Regions from separate parts of the Homo sapiens genome. Here regions 1, 2, 3, 4 and 6 are each linked to region 5. Evidence: chromatin contacts called from ENCODE Hi-C or POLR2A ChIA-PET data. All regions are on one chromosome and are shown on one strand. The core of a region is the stretch at or near the end of the contact, and the rest is flanking DNA. Distances in the headings are between cores, read along the strand shown. Region 1 holds the start of HDGFL3 (HDGF like 3). Region 2 holds the start of MTHFS (methenyltetrahydrofolate synthetase). Region 3 overlaps WHAMM (WASP homolog associated with actin, golgi membranes and microtubules). Region 4 holds the start of RPS17 (ribosomal protein S17). Region 5 overlaps IL16 (interleukin 16). Region 6 has its middle 42 kb from the start of ZFAND6.

Evidence for each region. A loop is a pair of places that touch in the nucleus more often than their neighbours do. ChIA-PET counts read pairs that join two places held with the same protein, here RNA polymerase II (POLR2A). Pooled maps may share reads with other maps.
Region 1: a map with no recorded cell type shows a loop between it and region 5 (9-fold over the local background). The contact joins the promoter of HDGFL3 here to the enhancer-like site in region 5. A Hi-C loop is called at or near these places in 6 of 37 single-sample maps with no recorded cell type and 8 of 50 pooled maps.
Region 2: a map with no recorded cell type shows a loop between it and region 5 (4-fold over the local background). The contact joins the promoter of MTHFS here to the enhancer-like site in region 5. A Hi-C loop is called at or near these places in 2 of 37 single-sample maps with no recorded cell type and 7 of 50 pooled maps. POLR2A ChIA-PET finds 5 or more read pairs at or near these places in 1 of 52 experiments (activated B cell).
Region 3: a map of GM12878 shows a loop between it and region 5 (3-fold over the local background). The contact joins two enhancer-like sites. A Hi-C loop is called at or near these places in 1 of 168 maps with a recorded cell type or tissue (GM12878), 1 of 37 single-sample maps with no recorded cell type and 2 of 50 pooled maps.
Region 4: a map of CD8-positive, alpha-beta T cell shows a loop between it and region 5 (4-fold over the local background). The contact joins the promoter of RPS17 here to the enhancer-like site in region 5. A Hi-C loop is called at or near these places in 2 of 168 maps with a recorded cell type or tissue (CD8-positive, alpha-beta T cell and GM12878), 3 of 37 single-sample maps with no recorded cell type and 9 of 50 pooled maps.
Region 6: a map with no recorded cell type shows a loop between it and region 5 (8-fold over the local background). The contact joins two enhancer-like sites. A Hi-C loop is called at or near these places in 1 of 168 maps with a recorded cell type or tissue (transverse colon), 3 of 37 single-sample maps with no recorded cell type and 3 of 50 pooled maps. POLR2A ChIA-PET finds 5 or more read pairs at or near these places in 1 of 52 experiments (GM12878).

The regions. Positions count from the first base shown.
Region 1 is chr15:83,206,373-83,209,072 of GRCh38, reverse strand. HDGFL3 (HDGF like 3) reads left to right here and starts at 1,250. Exons shown (of 6, transcript NM_016073.4): 1 at 1,250-1,742. The coding sequence starts at 1,659. RefSeq lists an enhancer at 339-952 and silencers at 813-1,152, 1,543-1,992.
Region 2 is chr15:79,895,709-79,898,408 of GRCh38, reverse strand. It overlaps MTHFS (methenyltetrahydrofolate synthetase), which reads left to right and starts at 1,395. Exons shown (of 3, transcript NM_006441.4): 1 at 1,395-1,537. The coding sequence starts at 1,421. The region is part of intron 2 of ST20-MTHFS (ST20-MTHFS readthrough); the gene reads left to right. RefSeq lists an enhancer at 897-946 and a silencer at 1,087-1,386.
Region 3 is chr15:82,831,365-82,834,064 of GRCh38, reverse strand. WHAMM (WASP homolog associated with actin, golgi membranes and microtubules) reads right to left here. Exons shown (of 10, transcript NM_001080435.3): 10 at 1-836. The coding sequence ends at 529. Among named protein-coding and RNA genes, the nearest start is that of WHAMM, 23 kb to the right of the region's middle. RefSeq lists enhancers at 1,267-1,466, 580-1,779. Within about 2 kb of position 1,349, at least 7 of the 41 ENCODE cell types and tissues checked have a DNase peak (open chromatin) inside an H3K27ac peak, as active enhancers do.
Region 4 is chr15:82,539,007-82,541,706 of GRCh38, reverse strand. It overlaps RPS17 (ribosomal protein S17), which reads left to right and starts at 1,250. Exons shown (of 5, transcript NM_001021.6): 1 at 1,250-1,281; 2 at 1,575-1,726. The coding sequence starts at 1,279. RefSeq lists an enhancer at 393-894 and silencers at 1,014-1,113, 1,124-1,243.
Region 5 is chr15:81,298,834-81,301,533 of GRCh38, reverse strand. IL16 (interleukin 16) reads right to left here. Exons shown (of 19, transcript NM_172217.5): 14 at 1,059-2,154; 15 at 22-190. Among named protein-coding and RNA genes, the nearest start is that of STARD5, 24 kb to the left of the region's middle. Within about 2 kb of position 1,358, at least 7 of the 41 ENCODE cell types and tissues checked have a DNase peak (open chromatin) inside an H3K27ac peak, as active enhancers do; they include CD8-positive, alpha-beta T cell and GM12878, where a contact is called at or near this core.
Region 6 is chr15:80,015,974-80,018,673 of GRCh38, reverse strand. No RefSeq gene overlaps it. Among named protein-coding and RNA genes, the nearest start is that of ZFAND6, 42 kb to the left of the region's middle. RefSeq lists an enhancer at 947-1,106. Within about 2 kb of position 1,250, at least 3 of the 41 ENCODE cell types and tissues checked have a DNase peak (open chromatin) inside an H3K27ac peak, as active enhancers do; they include GM12878, where a contact is called at or near this core.

The DNA of each region.
Region 1 (2,700 bases), core at 1-2,500, 1.9 Mb before region 5:
ACAAGAGCAGGAGTTAAAACACACACACACCATTCTACAAGGCCAGAGAGGGGGGCGGATGGTGGGGAAAACTGTAGCTTCTGTAAAAGGGAGAGAGAACAGACACAAATGAGAACTGTCCGTGTGACAAGGTGAGGGCCACAGAAAGCAGCATTTAGGAGCTATGCCAGCTGACCCCTTAAAGGAGGTGGGTTACAGCATGATTAAAGAAGCAGCATTCGTTCATTGGACAGACTCCAAACGATTCCTTGAATTATTCTACTTACTCCTCACAAAAGAGAGTGTTAGGAAGATTCCTACTCTCAAAATGTCTTTGAAAGCAGCCAGCTAGGGAATTTAGAGTAAAATAGTGGTAAATGAACATGTTCTAGAGCTAATGAACTGTATATGTACATACATCTCCAGAAAGGGATGCTAATTTCAAAAACGTTGTCCAAAAGGTTGCCAGGATTGGAAACAAGTGACCGGCCAGTGCAAGTCCTTTTCACAAACACTGCAGGCCTAGAAAACGCACACAGAGAGAAACATAATCGCTTATGGACTTTGGACTCATGTGGATACAGGTTCGAATCCCGTCTGTGCCACTCAGCAAATGAGAAAACCTCCCATGACTCCGATTAAATAGCTCGCCCTAGGTGGGTCACACTGCATTGTTAAGGGCAGACCTGGGGCAAGAATCCAATAAGGTCGCTGACTCCGGAGCGGTGCTCTTTCCGGCAGCTTGGTGCCCAGCAGAGGGTCCCCTCGCGCCGCCGTCCCCCAGGCCTGGAGCGCCTTTGTCCCCCACTCACCAGAGAGCAGCCGCGGAAGTGGCTGGCTGGGGGTAGCCAGGAGAGGGTCGAGTCAGCGGGAGGTGGGCGTGGGAGCGGGGGGCGCGAGTGGGGAGAACCCCCAGAGTGGCACGGACGGGAGGGGAAGGGGGCGGCCGGGTGGTGATTGGCTGGGCTGCGGCAGGCAGCTCCGGGCCAAGAACAAAAGAGAGCAGGCGGCGGGCGTCCTCCGGAGTAGGCACTCCCGCCCGCCCGGCGCGGGCTTCGGTGCTGGGGGAGGACGCGCCCACCGCCCGCCCGCCAGCCGAGAAGCCGGGCTGGCGCGCTCGGTTTCTCCGCGAAAGCCGGCCGTGTACCTAGGAATTAACCGGCCCGCGCGGGAGGGAAGGGGAGGGGAGCGGGAAGCGGGAAGCGGGGCGGGGGGGGGATGCTGAGCGCGCGCGAGAACAATAATAAGATCGTGTTTGCGGTCGCTGCCCGAGAAGGAATTCGGAGCAGACGCGAGGCCCGGCGCTCGCGCCGCGCCCGGGAGCCCGGGAGGGAGACCGGCAGCGGCGGCATGAGGCAGGCGACGCGGCGCTGGTGAGCAGCGCGCGCGGCGGCGGCGGCGGCGGCGGCGGGGACCTTGGCGCGGCCGGACGCGGGCGAGCGCCGAACGGCCGGGGGCTCCCCTCCCCCGCTGCCGGGCCGTGATTTGCCGGGCCTGCTGCGCCCCCCGCCCACCCCTTGCCTCAGCCGCCGCCTCGCCGCTTCCCCTCGTCGGAGCGGCCGCTCGTCCGCCCGGCTTGAGGCCCGCGGGGAGCGCGGCGCAATTCGTCGGCCCGCGGGGGGGCGGCCTCCCGGCATCTTCGCGGCGACCAAGGACTACCAGGAAGGGGAGCGGCTGGGATGGCGCGTCCGCGGCCCCGCGAGTACAAAGCGGGCGACCTGGTCTTCGCCAAGATGAAGGGCTACCCGCACTGGCCGGCCCGGGTGAGTACCGCGGCCGCGCGCGGGCCCGCCCGCCCACCATTTTCCCCTTCATGATGGCGCGCCCGCCCCCTTTCCCCATCGCCTCAGCCCCGAGCCCGCAGCTCGCGGCCGGCTGTGGTGAGGGCTGAGGGCGGCGCGGCACGAAGAAGACCGGGCCGGGGCTGAGGCAAGGGCTCCCGGCCTCGCCCGCACTCCGCCAGGGCGGCCATCCTTCCGCCCACTTTCGAAGGCGGGTCCGGCCCCCGCAGGCCCGACGCTGCCTTCCTCCTGGAAAGCCGGTGCCGACCGGGAAGCCACGCCGCCGGGCAGCGGGCCTGCGACGGAGGCTTCGGCTCCGGGCAGGGTCATTGGTGGATACCCTGGGTCCCGGGCGAACGTCGGGGCAGGTACGGCAGCGGGGTGAGCGGCTGTCCGCGAGCCGGCGAGTGCCGGCGGGCAGTAAATCCTGGAAAGTGGTAGTGGTCATCCAGAGGCCAGCGGGAGCCTCTTGGCAGTCATTCATCCATCTCTTTGCCTTCTAGACTTGTTGAGTTTTCCCTGAGCGCGATTCCCGGTGCCCCGCCTGCCCTATCATTGTCCTGGGGTACGTGCCTCTCTGGTGCCCATCGTTCTTTTAAACCGACCTCTGATAGCCGAGAGCTTGCAGCCTACCTCTGACTGGTGGGTCCAGCAAGCTTCTTGTGCCTTTCCACCTCCATATTTGTTTTAGGTAGAATCTCAAACCTTATTCTTGGCCTCCTGCTACAGTCCACAATAGCTCTCTCTTCCTACATAACAAGGTTGTCGTTGGGCTCTTTTTCTAGAAAGCGTCTGCATGTAATACATAGCATTCACAATTTTTATTAAGCTCTTTGAGGAAGACACACAACACTGCCATGTGTGCTTTGTGTTTTAGAAGAAATCCTTTTTATTTTTATTTTTGTATGGTTGGCAGTTGATTGCTTGAAATAAGAAATCT
Region 2 (2,700 bases), core at 146-2,645, 1.4 Mb after region 5:
GCTAGTGTTAATTTTAATTTTTATTTTTTGGTAAAAATGAACAGATTAGAAAAGTACGTAGTTTGTTAGACCTCGTGTTCTAACTTTTAGGTCAGCAAATCTAATTGCACTATGTATACGCTGTACCTGCCTGGCCTTCCCTTTTTCTTACAACACAGTCCCCCTGGGACTTGCATTAGCTTTCCCTGGAAGCTGTTGATAGATTCCATAAAGAAGCCAGAACTCCCCTCTCAAGCCATGTGCATTCTCACCGGGCACTTAATTAATGCTTTACCTAGGAGGTGTGATTCTTAACGGTGGGGATTAAGACACTGGGGCGGTCAGTAGGGACGTATTTTTGGCAGAGACAGCTCTGGTTTTCTTAGGAAGTCACATCTGAGAGGCAACCGTCTATGCCATCTGAGGCGCCTGTCTACTGGGAGCAGTTTAAGACTTAACAGTTTCTTTTACCTCTTCCTGCAAGTGCCTCACCCACCCCCCAACTGCTTTTAGTTTTAATTCATTTTTGTGTTTTAATCAGAGCTGAGTGGTGGGAATGAACAGTCACTGATGGTTATAACAGGAAGTACCTATGTGGGCACTATTACCTGGAATACATTCACACTAGAAACCCGCAAAATTTGGCTTTTACACTACAGTTATTGCTTTAGCAGTGTTCCCGATTATGTATCATCTATACATTCATCACATAAGGACATTTCCATCAACCACTGTGGTCCCTTAAGATTATAATGGAGCTGAAAAATTCCTAATACCTACTGATGTGGTAGCCAACCAACACATTACCTTTTCTGTGTTTAGATACACAAGTATCACGGTGCTTACAATTGCCTACAGTATTCGGTACAAAATACGCTGTACAGGTGTGTAGCATAGGTGTGTAGTAACTTTGTGTAACTACACTCTGATGTTTGCACAAGAAGGAAATCGGGGCATCTGTCAGACCTATCCCTGTAGTTAAGCGACTCGTGACGATTTCGCTACATGTCCTGCCTTGCCCTTCTTTTCTGGCCCCTGAAGTCCCACTACTGAACAGTACAAGAGATGCCAGGCACCGTGGGTACTGCCGGCCATCTTTACCATCCCCGCCAGTGGCGCTGCCGCCTCCGCGGTCCCGGTGAGGGCCCAGGCTCAGGGAGGTCAGGCGGCAGGGCAGCGACGGCGCCTCGCCACCGCTCCCCTAACCGGGGAGGGCGAGCCGGACCACGGGGACCGCACGAGGGCTGGGTCCCAAGGGCCAGAGGCGAGGTAAGCGCGCGGCGCGCCGCGGGCCCGCGTCCCGGAAGCGGGGTGGGGGCGCTTCCCCGAGCCCCGACCCGCCCCTAGGCCGCGGATCCACCTGGGAGCGGCCAGGGGCGGAGACCGAACCCGAGGGCGCCCAGGGCGCCGAGGGCGGGACTGGACTCGGCTTGGGCGTGAGATGGCGGCGGCAGCGGTGAGCAGCGCCAAGCGGAGCCTGCGGGGAGAGCTGAAGCAGCGTCTGCGGGCGATGAGTGCCGAGGAGCGGCTACGCCAGTCCCGCGTACTGAGCCAGAAGGTGCGAGGCCGCCCGTAGCGGAAGCCGCGGCGGACAGACCCTCCGAAGGCCTGGCGGCCAGCGATTGCTGATCTGTGCATGGTCCGTGCTGGCGCTGGGCTAGGCGCCCCCCCACCCCCCGGCGCGCGCACGTTTCCCCTCCCGGCGCGCGCACGCCCCCTAGTCGTGGTCTGGACGCTCTTGGCACTATGGCGGGGAGAGGGCCCGGTAGTGAAAGTTGTGGGGCTAAAGAGCGAGAGGACGGCAGGGGTTGACAGATTTATCTCTGGGAGGGGAGTTTGTTTGCATGGGTGGCTCTTTTGGTGCTCGAAAACCCTCCGTGGGGATGACGGTGCTGTGGTGAGAGCACGGTGAGAACAGAAAGTTGTGGTAGAGGAGATGGGTGAACACCTGAGTGCCCAGGTTCCCTCAGTGAGGCCTAAAGTTAATGAGCTACGAGTAAGACTCCGGTTATATTAGTAAAATGGCCAGAGAAAGATGCAGGTGCTTTAGACGAGGGAACACCAAAAAAGGTGTGGAGATGCCAAAGGGCAGAACTCAGAGGTTGACTGGACTTCACTAAGCATATGGAGGGCTAAGGCTGTGTCTCAGTAGCTCCAGGGCCTAGGCTTTTCCTGTCTCAGAGTTGGTCAACATTAAATGCTTTTTCTTGAGTGAACGAAAGGAAGACTTGGCTATCATATCCAGGCTTCCCAAGAACGTAGGAAACAGAAGAGAGAAATGAGAGGAATAAGTGAGGGTCCGTGTTTGTTGGTTAGCAGACCTCTGTTTCATTACTTTCACCAACTGCACTGCTATGTATTTTTAGTCTATGTAATGTCAGTTTTCTTATCAATAAAATGGCAGTCATATCCTGTTGTGAAGGCATGTTCTAAAGAGTTTTTGGGGACTCATTTTTGTTAGACACCAGAGGAAGAAAAATTTAATGTCCCCTGAATAAGTACGTATTTGTAATTCTGTTGTAAGTCAAACTGATGATCTGTCTTCCCAGCATCATGCTTCAGAGACACCAGATATTTGGAAACTTGATGTTCCTTGGAATTAGTTATACCATCAGGCTTTCTTAATTACCCTTCACTATTCTATTATCCGTTATTTACTCAAATTCAAGGTGCCTATGGGTTAAAGCAGTAAAGCATATATGCTCATTTCACCCCTCTCTT
Region 3 (2,700 bases), core at 100-2,599, 1.5 Mb before region 5:
CTGTCTCAAAAGAAAGAAAAAAAAAAGGCTGGGCGTGGTGGCTCACACCTGTAATCCCAGCACTTTGGGAGTCTGAGGCAGGCGGATCACGAGGTCAGAAGATCGAGACCATCCTGGCTAACACGGTGAAACCTCGTCTCTACTAAAAAATACAAAAAATTAGTTGGGCAAGGTGGTGGCGCCTGTAGTCCCAGCTACTCGGGAGGCTGAGGCAGGAGAATGGCGTGAACCCAGGAGGCGGAGCTTGCAGTGAGCCAAGATCGCACCACTGCACCCCAGCCTGGGAAGCGGAGCTTGCGGTGAGCCGAGATGGCGCCACTGCACCCCAGCCTGGGCGACAGAGTGAGACTCCATCTCAAAAAAGAAAAAAAAAAAAAATGCTGCAGCAGCCTACACAAGGCCCTGCTGATCTTCCGGGGTGTTATGTGGCCCATCTATCAGCACCCTGTTAGTATGCTTTTCGATAGGTCTAAGACTCACCCACTTTATTCAAGCCTACTGTGGCAGGTGCCTTTGTCAAACTTGAGCCTAACCATCCCACTGGCCAGGGTCCTGCTCATCACTGTCCTCCTCAGAGTCAGCAGACACCCTCTTGATTCTCTGGAGCGCAGCCTTGATGCTCCTCTCAAGGTCACTGGTGCGTCTGTTGCTGGTTGGTTTGCTGCTGGGGTTTGGGCCAAGATCAGGGTGAACTTTCTTCAGTTTGACCCCTTGCCTTATGGCAGCCAGAATGTGCTCATTGATTGAGGCGTGGGGAGGGCGCACCGCCGGCACTTCCACCTTCCGGAGAGGAGCTCTGCCATGCCTTAAGGAGGCCAACACTTCATCCATAGATCCTGAAATTGAATAAGCAGAGCTAGTACTATCAATAAAACACTTTCCCTTCCCAGGACATTACTGCTATGAAATTGTGAAATCTCCTATCAGTTAACACCATGATTTAAACAAATAATCACTTCATTAAGCAAATGCCTTGATTACGTGCTAACGATAAGCTCCCTGGTTGAATCCAGGACAGCTGAATAGCTCATGTTTTAGCTTAACCACTTCCTTTCTGCTAACTTCTTCAAATCCATAGCAACTGACAGGAACAGACATGCACTTTTGTTAGAATGACGGTTTTTCAAGACAAATGTGATCTGTCCCTCCCATCCTGAAGAGTGTTACGGAGGCCTGGGGTGGAATAGTCTCACCCACTGTGCGTGACCTGGATACCTCTGAAGCTGTATCTCCTTCATTACCCTGTCCAGCTAAAAGAAATCTTTTAAAAAAAATTTATCCTGCTCAATTTAACTTCAGTCTTGGGTATTAGTCAGTGATGACTCATTCTATGACAATGAAGTGAGTAGGTTTCTACACATGAAAAGGCTTAAAATAAAACTTTAACCGGCAACTCAATGAACCGCCACCGGAGGGGTGGTGCTGGCACATTTTTCTGTATATAATGTGTTTAATTCCACCTACATTACCCTGAGGTGGCTTACATACTTTATTTTTGAGGATGTGAAATGCTGTCAAAACACAATTAGATCAGAGCTTCAAGGCATTGGTGAGGAGAAGCTATTTTTCACTCTGGCACCTGGAGACCCCTGAGAGGGTAAAAATCTTTTATCGCCTGCTGGAGACAGGCCTGACTGTGGCCACTAATTTAGAGATCTTCCAGGTAAGGCTTCAAGGATTAATAATCAATTCTAGTTCAGGATTGAAAGGCCGTGCTGTGGCTAACAAAAGGCTATTTTGCTTTGGATTTAAACTTATACCTTCTTATTACAATTTCTTTCTGGGGGTAATGAGACAGGTTTCACAATCAAGGGCATTCTCTGGTGCAAATTCACACTTTCTTATTCTTTCCTGTGAATTAGCAGCATTTGTGAGTTGAACAGAACTTCCCAAAACCATGTGCATTAAATCTGGGCTGGGAATGTGGCACCCCACAAAGATCTGCCCACTTCCAAAGTCCGATCTAGACACAGCCACGCGAACTCTTTACTTTTCATTCACAGGGCAGTTGTTGCAAACCCCATGGAAACAGGCCATTGGGTCTCCACCTAATATATGAACATTTTCATTTGTACCTGGTTCTAGGTACAGTGAAGCTCTGAACTCAGAATAGCCAGATTGCTCAATTAACCAGAATCACAGTTTGGAACTGCTATATCATTCATAACACTTATTACAGTAACCTTGCACAGTTTAGGTGGAGGTGCTTAAGCATACTTTTAAAAACAAATTTACATAAATTTTGCTAGGATTTATCTAAAGTGCACACACATACCCCCCAAAGAAGTAGGCTCCAAGTCTAGGCAGATTTAGGCCATTCTCCTCAACACTTAATGTCTAAAGTCAAAATTCAAATTCTGAGTGAGAACTATAGCCCTATTAAAGAAACTGTCAGGAGTATTCAGTGTACTGCACTTGCCAAGACAAGTGGCCCACTTTTTCTTTCTGTCCCATTGCACTTTAGAAAGATTTCCAATAGTAAGGGTCCTCAGTGTGCTAGTCAGTCTGCAAGAACAGCCTTCTACATTCTGGCTAGTATGCCTCTACAGTAATTTCCAACCAGTATTCTGCTTAAAATACAACAACTGGATTCTATAAAGGACTCAGAGATGCAAGAGTAAGCATAATTTAAAACAGTATTGAAAAGTATTCCAACGGCAGAAATCAAATACATACTGAAGTCTTAAGAAACTTCAAATA
Region 4 (2,700 bases), core at 1-2,500, 1.2 Mb before region 5:
AATCGCTTGAACTTGGGAGGCAGAGGTTGCAGTGAGCCGAGATCGCGCCACTGCACTCCAGCCTGGGCGACAGCAAGACTCCGTCTCAAAAACAAAAACAAAAACAAAAACCCTGATCTTTCACTTCGGGCCTGACAGCAGCTTGACTGGAAGTTTGCTCCCGCAGTTCTGAGATTCTGGCCTTTTCTTTTGTCCCATTGGTACTTTTTGCTGCCAGGGTTTCCTGTCCTTCAGGTTTCCATCCCCAATCAGTTGAGAGTCCGACTGGAGTACCCAAGGTGCGTTGAGGAATGAGGCACAGCCCTGGGCTTAACTCATCCAGCCTGGCCAGCTCAGCCTTCCCCTGTCAGGTGGGAGCCTAGGATTGCTGTCAGCCCAGGGAGCAGAGTTGGAAGAAGGGGGCAGGGCCCTACCTAGGCTGCGGCCCATCGGGGCAGCCTGCGCTGGTGGCTTCGGAAGGCCCTGGTTTGAGGATGGGTGCGGCAGGAACAGCCTGAAGATAGTGGATGGAGAAGGTACCTGAGGTGTTGGGAGCTCTGCTGGTGAGCTGGGCCCTTCACGTCAATGTTAGAGGTTGTTACGTGCTAGGCGCTGTTCAAGCACTGGGAATTAGCTAAACAAAATGACCATTACTGTCATGGAGCTCACCCCTAGTTGAGAAAAATAAGCCGAATCACACGGCAAGTGCTAGGAAATATAAGCAGGGATAGTGAGGGAGTTATTTTACCTAAGTTTGAAGGGAAAGCCCTCTGATAAGGCGACATTTGAGCAAAGGCCCGGAAGAAATGAGATACGTCTCGCCCAGTCGCACCCTGTCTCTACCTGACAAGTCTCCGGCCCGCGGACTGAGTGGGGGACCTGGGCGGCCGCCATCCCCCACTTCCTCATTGTTCCACGGCCCTGGATCGCCTTCTTTTCTCGGTCCTCCCGAGGACCGGATGCTTCTCCTCTCCCTGGCGTGTGTGGAAGAGATGGACGCTACGCTAGAGCACATCGCACGGGCGGTCCCATTAAAAATCAGATGGGGGAGAGAAGCGAGCCCAAGTCAACCGAGGGGAGCGGGGAGCGGAAAGGGAGGAGCCGTCGGGGGCGGGACAGACACCCTGCCCACCGGAGGGGCGCGCCACCGCCGCCCCCGCTCCACTCCGCCAGGGGGCGCTGTGTGGCTCCCGAGTAGGCTCAGAGCGACCGTGGCCGGGCGGAAGCGGCTTTCTGGCCTAAGCTTTAACAGGCTTCGCCTGTGCTTCCTGTTTCCTCTTTTACCAAGGACCCGCCAACATGGTAGGTGTTTTGGCTCGAGGCCGCCATCCTCCACAATCGTCCCCCATCTGCAGCTTCCCGCGGTCCTCAGCCCACAGAGAGGCCCTGGGCCGGGAAGGCGCAGAGCCCTGTCAGGCTGGAGCGCAACGGGCCGGCGGCTTCCGCATTAAGCCCGGCGCCCGGCACTGTTTAGCCGGGCCCTCTCCGGCTCAGCGCAGCCGGCGGTCCCCAACCACACCGGCCGGGGCTCGGCGCCGCACTCTTCCCAGAAGGTTGCGCTGGCTCGTGAGTGATCCTGTCCTCTCCACCCGCAGGGCCGCGTTCGCACCAAAACCGTGAAGAAGGCGGCCCGGGTCATCATAGAAAAGTACTACACGCGCCTGGGCAACGACTTCCACACGAACAAGCGCGTGTGCGAGGAGATCGCCATTATCCCCAGCAAAAAGCTCCGCAACAAGATAGCAGGGTGAGTCGGGCCTTCCTCGGCCTCCGGGGCTCCGCGATCTGTTTGTGTGCTCTGCCGCCCTCCGACTCGGGAAGAGACGGTGCCTTGGTGGTTTCGTTAGCCTGAGACTCCCTGGTGTCCCGGAGAAGGGCTAGAGCTCTGCGTGTGCAGGATTTCTGTTGTGAACTTAGGCCTGTGTCATGACTGGCCGCGGTGACCCTGGGTCGAAGGTAGCCACCGTCAGACCTCTTGCTTTGAAGCTACGTTGCTTTTAGTTGTCAACTTTTTTCTTTCTTTTTTTTCTTTTTTTTTTGAGACGGAATCTTGCCCTGGCGCCCAGGCTAGAGTGCAGTGGCGCCATCTCGGCTCACTGCAACCTCCGTCTCCCGGGTTCAAGCGATTGTCATGCCTCAGCCTTCCCAGTAGCTGGGATTAGAGGCACGTGCTACCACACTCGGCTAATTTTTGTATTTTTAGTAGACAACAGGGTTTCACAATGTTGACCAGGCTGGTCTCGAACACCTGACCTCAAGCGATCCGCCCGCCTCGGCCTCCCAAATTGCTGGGATTACAGGCGTGAGCCACCTCGCCCGGCTGGATGTCAACTTCTAATGCTTACTTCACAGTTGCAGTTACTGTTCGAGAGATTTATAGGCATATGGCCTGGAAGAATAGTGCCAAAGTCAACGTATTAATTGCCAAGTTATGTGAATTTGAAATTGGAAGAAAATGAAGGCTGTGAAGGGTCGTGAAACTGCGGGGCGGGGCGGGGCGAGTTGGGGGTGGGGCGCTTGATCATCATGAAGGAGAGTTTGAATAGAGAGTGAGAAACCAAGGGGAAGGAATGCTCAGGCCAGTGGAGGTTCTATGTGTAGGAGGTCCCAGGATAGTGAGTCCTCTTCCTTCTCACTGTGGAAAAGAACTAAAGCGGGTATTTATATATGCACATGTGCTCAGTACCAGGTGGGAGTTGATTTGTCTTCTCACTGTTCTCT
Region 5 (2,700 bases), core at 109-2,608:
ATGCTTACAAAGGAAACCTACCTTTAATGTTGCTTCATCCAGAACCTTCACCTCCTCGATGAGTTTTTTTAATTCTTCTGAGCTCAGCAGGGAGATAACGGACTGACCAGACTGAAGGGAACTGTGGTCCCCATCATCGTCTTCCTTGGCTTCCGTGAGACCCTCTGTATATTCTCTCAGCTCTGAAAGGCTTTCATAAGGAGAAACAACACACAGTATGAACAACAATATTAAAAAGAGGTAACAGTGATTGTATAATTACTATGTCCCAGGTGTGGTGCCAAGCACTTATGTGCATATTATTTGATGCAACAAATCTATGAGTAGATACTAGCATACCTTCACTCTACAGATATTTCCCAGCAGTGTAAGAATAATAAATAAAACTAATAAATGCAGAGCTACTTTGATCAGAGGGAAGACCAAGCCCCAGCCCTACAGCAGGGACCCTATGGCACGTCTGACATCCTCTTGGTTCTGCATAGAAGGTCTCATCCATCTCCTAATTTCAACTGACAAGGAATCTGAGGGTGAGCATGGAAAGAACCTGCTCATAGTCAGAATCAGTGCCTAAGCTGAGACTAGGACCCAGACATCCTAACTCCCTGACGAGGGAGTTGAACCCACGTGCAGAGTACAAGTGGATTCCATTTGGAGAGTAAGAATTCCTGATGGATAATTTCCTGGCCTCATTCTGGTCTTTCTGAGTAACCGCAGGACATTTCAGATGTGCATCAACCTTCCAAATCTCCACAGGCGTATGTCAGCCCTCATGAGCAATTCACCAGGGAGCCAGTCCCACCTCCTACCTCCCAGCCCTCCTGAAGCCAGATGTTGTGAAAACTCCTCCTTAATGTGAAAGGCAGAGGTGTAATACCTACAGACAGACACACACACACTCAGACATCTGCACACACATGGAAAGAAAGAGGCAGAACAATTCTTTAATCAATATATCTGGGAATTTTTTAAATTATATATAGGATTATTTTTAAAAATAAAGATGAGAAAGAAAAAGATGAGAAAGGTAAAGAGAAACACCGGGTGTAGAAACTCACTTGAGCGAGAACCCTGTGTCCAAGGCAGATGTTTCAGCAGAACCATTTGCAGCTGAGTCTTCGTTGGATGATGATGTTGGAGATGCCCCTTCCTTGGGGATGCAGGGAGTCTGGGCACAGGAGATAGAAGATGGAAGGCACAGCAAGGATTTCATGACAGCCGATGACACTTGGCTGCTGATAGAATAGAGTTTGCTGGTCTTTTCGTCAAGTAGCTTCGTCTCACAGGACTGGGACCTGGTCAGGGGGAAGCTCCGTGCTCGCTGGCTAGGCATCTTGAGCACTGGGCCTTGAGATTCCTCAGCCTGTGTTGACAGCAGCCTTAGGAGCGGGTCCGGGCCAGGGGGGAGAGTTTTCTGATTGGGCTGCCGCCCTGGGGGAGGGGACTCAGACACACCTGGGTCTCTGGCCTCGGAGGCTGCAGGGGACCCCGAGGACAGTACTTGCTCAGGCTGCTGGGGCACAAGAGTGGGTGCAGCCCCTCGCCCCAAGAGTCCAGAAAACCGTCCTTCCTCATGCTTCCCAAGAGGTTTTGCTGCCTCCCCAGAGGAGGGCTGGAGGCTCAGTCTCTGGGCTCCTTTGTCAGGCAGTTGAGAGGAGCCAAAGGTTTCAAAGGAGCTGATTCTCTGCCTGATGGAGGAGGAGGAGGAGGAGGCCCGGATGTGTGATCCTAGGTGCTCCCTGGAAGCAGGTGCTGGCTGGGTGGACAAGGCAGGATCAGGGAGCCCTCTTGGGTCTGAAGCACGATTCCTCAAACCTTTCAAGCTTTGGCGAAACCAGGCTGGCTTGGGAGCCACAGGAGGACCTTTCTTCACAGTGCTGCTGTCTGCTGACTTGTAAACTTTGGGAGTGCCATTGGCGGTGTCCAGCTTTGGTGGGGTCCCATCTGGGTGGCCCTGTGTCCCTTCTTCTTCATTCAGGCTGGCATTGGGCTGTAGAGGCATGTGGCCATGGTTCTCACTCATGATGGGGCTAAATAAGTTTTTGATGCAGTCAGAAATCCTAACCCAAGGGTCTTCGGCTGTGGTATCAAAGCTATAGTCCATCCGAGCCTGCCTCTTAAGCAGTGGGTGTTTTATCGGGGATGTTTGGGTCACTACAGTGCAGAAACAAGGCCAAAGCTGTGCATTACATCATACAGTGACTTTTCTTCCTAAATTCTAGTTTCCAAGCTGAACAGCAAGAAGGATTCAAGAGGAGGAGATTAGCAGAAGTGGGGGACACCCAGGTGGGTGAACTCCAGGTGCTATTACCTGACTGAGCTGCCAACAGGCAGGAGTGAAGGACCAGAAGTAGGAGTTAATCTCACAGTATCCTAGTGTTTTAGGCCTGGAAGGGTGCTCAGAGAATATCTGGGCCGACCTCTGGCATATTACATTTCAAGAAGGGTAAGGGGCCATCTGATGGCAGTGCTCAGGCAAGACCCTGTGTCTCCTGACTCTTGAAGTTCATGTCCTTTCTACTGCACTAAGGAGCCTCCAAGATACCATGTTAAATGTGTAAAAGCCAAAGCAGTTCTCCTGCCGTTTAAACTTTTAAGACAAAGGTCATGAGTTGGCAGCTGTTTGTGCTTTGACCTACCCGTGTCATTAAAAACAAGGTGCCTGTGCACAGCTTCTGATGGGGCCACTTCGGCTTCCCA
Region 6 (2,700 bases), core at 1-2,500, 1.3 Mb after region 5:
TGGTCAACATGTAAAAACCCCATCTCTACTAAAAATACAAACATTAGCTGGGCGTGGTGGTGCACATCTGTAGTCCCAGCTACTTGGGAGGCTGAGGCAGGAGAATTGCTTGGACCTGGGAGGTGGAGGTTGCAGTGACCTGAGATCGCGTCATTGCACTCCAGCCTGGATGACGAGGGAAACTTCAACTCAAAAAACAAAACAAAACAAAACAGGCTGGGTGCAGTGGCTCACGCCAGTAATCCCAGCACTTTGGGAGGCTGAGGCAGGTGGATCACGAGGTCAGGAGTTCAAGACCAGCCTGGCCAACATAGTGAAACCCTGTCTCTACTAAAAATACAAAAATTAGCTGGGCATGGTGGCACGCACCTGTAGTCCCAGCTACTCCAGAGGCTGAGGCAGGAGAATCGCTGGAACCTGGGAGGTGGAGGTTGCTGTGAGCTGGGATCACGCCACTGCACTCCAGCTTGGGTGACAGAGCGAGACTTCGTCTCAAAAACAAAACAAAACAAAAGAATTATATACCGTGACCAAATGGAATTACCCAAGGTATGCAAGCCTGGTTCAACATTCAAAAACTCAATCACTATAATCCATCACATCAACAGAGAAAGAAAAATCACAAGATTACATCAATAGATACAAAAAAAAATTGACTAAGTCCGATACCCATTTATGATAAAAACTCTCACCAAACTAGGACTAGAAGAGAACTTCCTCTATTTGATAAAGAACATTAACAAAACCCTATAGCTAACACCTATTAATGGTGAGAAACAAGAAGCTTTCTCAGCTCAGAAACAAGGTAAGGGTGTCCTCTTTCACTTCTCTTTTTCAGTGTTGTGTCCGGAATTGGTGGGTTCTTGGTCTCACTGTGTCCAGAATTGGTAGGTTCTTGGTCTCACTGACTTCAAGAATGAAGCCGTGGACCCTCACAGTGAGTGTTACAGTTCTTAAAGGCAGCGTGTCCGGAGTTTGTTCCTTCTGATGTTCAGATGTGTTCGGAGTTTCTTCCTTCTGGTGGGTTCGTGGTCTCGCTGGCTCAGGAGTGAAGCTGCAGACCTTCATGGTGAGTGTTACAGCTCTTAAGGCGGCGTTTCTGGAGTTGTTCATTCCTCCCAGTGGGCTCGTGGTCTCACTGGCTTCAGGAGTGAAGCTGCAGACCTTCGCGGTGAGTGTTACAGCTCATAAAGGCAGTGTGGACCCAAAGAGTGACCAGCAGTAAGATTTATTGCAAAAAGCAAAAGAACAAAGCTTCCACGGTGTGGAAAAAGACCCTAGCGGGTTGCTACTGCTGGCTCTGGCAGCCTGCTTTTATTCTCTTATCTGGCCCCACCCACATCCTGCTGATTGGTAGAGCCCAGTGGTCTGTTTTGACAGGGCGCTGATTGGTGCGTTTACAATCCCTGAGCTAGACACAGAGGTGCTCCACGTCCCCACCAGATTAGCTAGATACAGTGTCCACACAAAGGTTTTCCAAGTCCCCTGGTAGTAGCTAGATACAGAGTGTCGATTGGTGTATTCACAAACCCTGAGCTAGACACAGGGTGCTGATTGCTGTGTTTACAAACCTTGAGCTAGATACAGAGTGCCGACTGGTATATTTACAATCCCTGAACTAGACATAAAGGTTCTCCAAGGCCCCACCAGAGTAGCTAGATACAGAGTGTCGATTGGTGCATTCACAAACCCTGAGCTAGACATAAAGGTTCTCCATGTCCCCACCAGACTCAGGAGCCCAGCTGGCTTCACCCAGTGGATCCCGCACTGGGGCTGCAGGTGGAGCTGCCTGCCAGTCCCCCGCCATGCGCCCGCACTCCTCAGCCCTTGGGTGGTCAATGGGACTGGGTGCCCTGGAGCAGGGGGCGGCGCTCGTCGGGGAGGCTCGGGCCGCACAGGAGCCCACGGAGGGCGGGCAGGCTCAGGCATGGCAGGCGACAGGTCCCAAACCCTGCCCCGCCGGAAGGCAGCTAAGGCCGGGAGCGAAATTGAGCACAGCAGCTGCTGGCCCAGGTGCTAAGCCCCTCACTGCCCAGGGCCAGTGGGGCCCGCAGGCCGCTCGGAGTGCGGGGTCTGCCCAGCACACGCCCACCCGGAACTCACGCTGGCCCGCAAGCACAGCGCGCAGCCTCGGTACCCCCCCTGCCTCTCCTTCCACACCTCCTCACAAGCTGAGGGAGCCGGCTCCGGCCTTGGCCAGCCCAGAAAGGGGCTCCCACAGTGCAGCGGCGGGCTGAAGCGCTCCTCAAGTGCCGCCAAAGTGGGAGCCCAGGCAGAGGAGGCGCCCAGAGCGAGCGAGGGCTGTGAGGACTGCCAGCACACTGTCACCTCTCAGTGTCATACTGGAAGATCTAATAATGTAATAAGACCAGAAAAGAAAATATGTACTGATTAAGAAGGAATATTAAACTGTCTTTGCTCTCAGATGATATGATTGTTTACGTAGAAAATCTAAAAGAGCCGGGGTGGTGGCTCACACCTGTAATCCCAGCACTTTGGGAGGCCAAGGTAGGCAGATCACTTGAGGCCAGGAGTTCGAGACCAGCCTGGCCAACATGGAGAAACCCCGTCTTTTCTAAAAATACGAGAATTAGCCAGGCATGGGGGTGCATGCCTGTAATCCCAGCTACTCAGGAGGCTGAGGCACAAGAATCACTTGAACCCAGGAGGCAGAGGTTGCAGTGAGCCGGGGTTGCACCA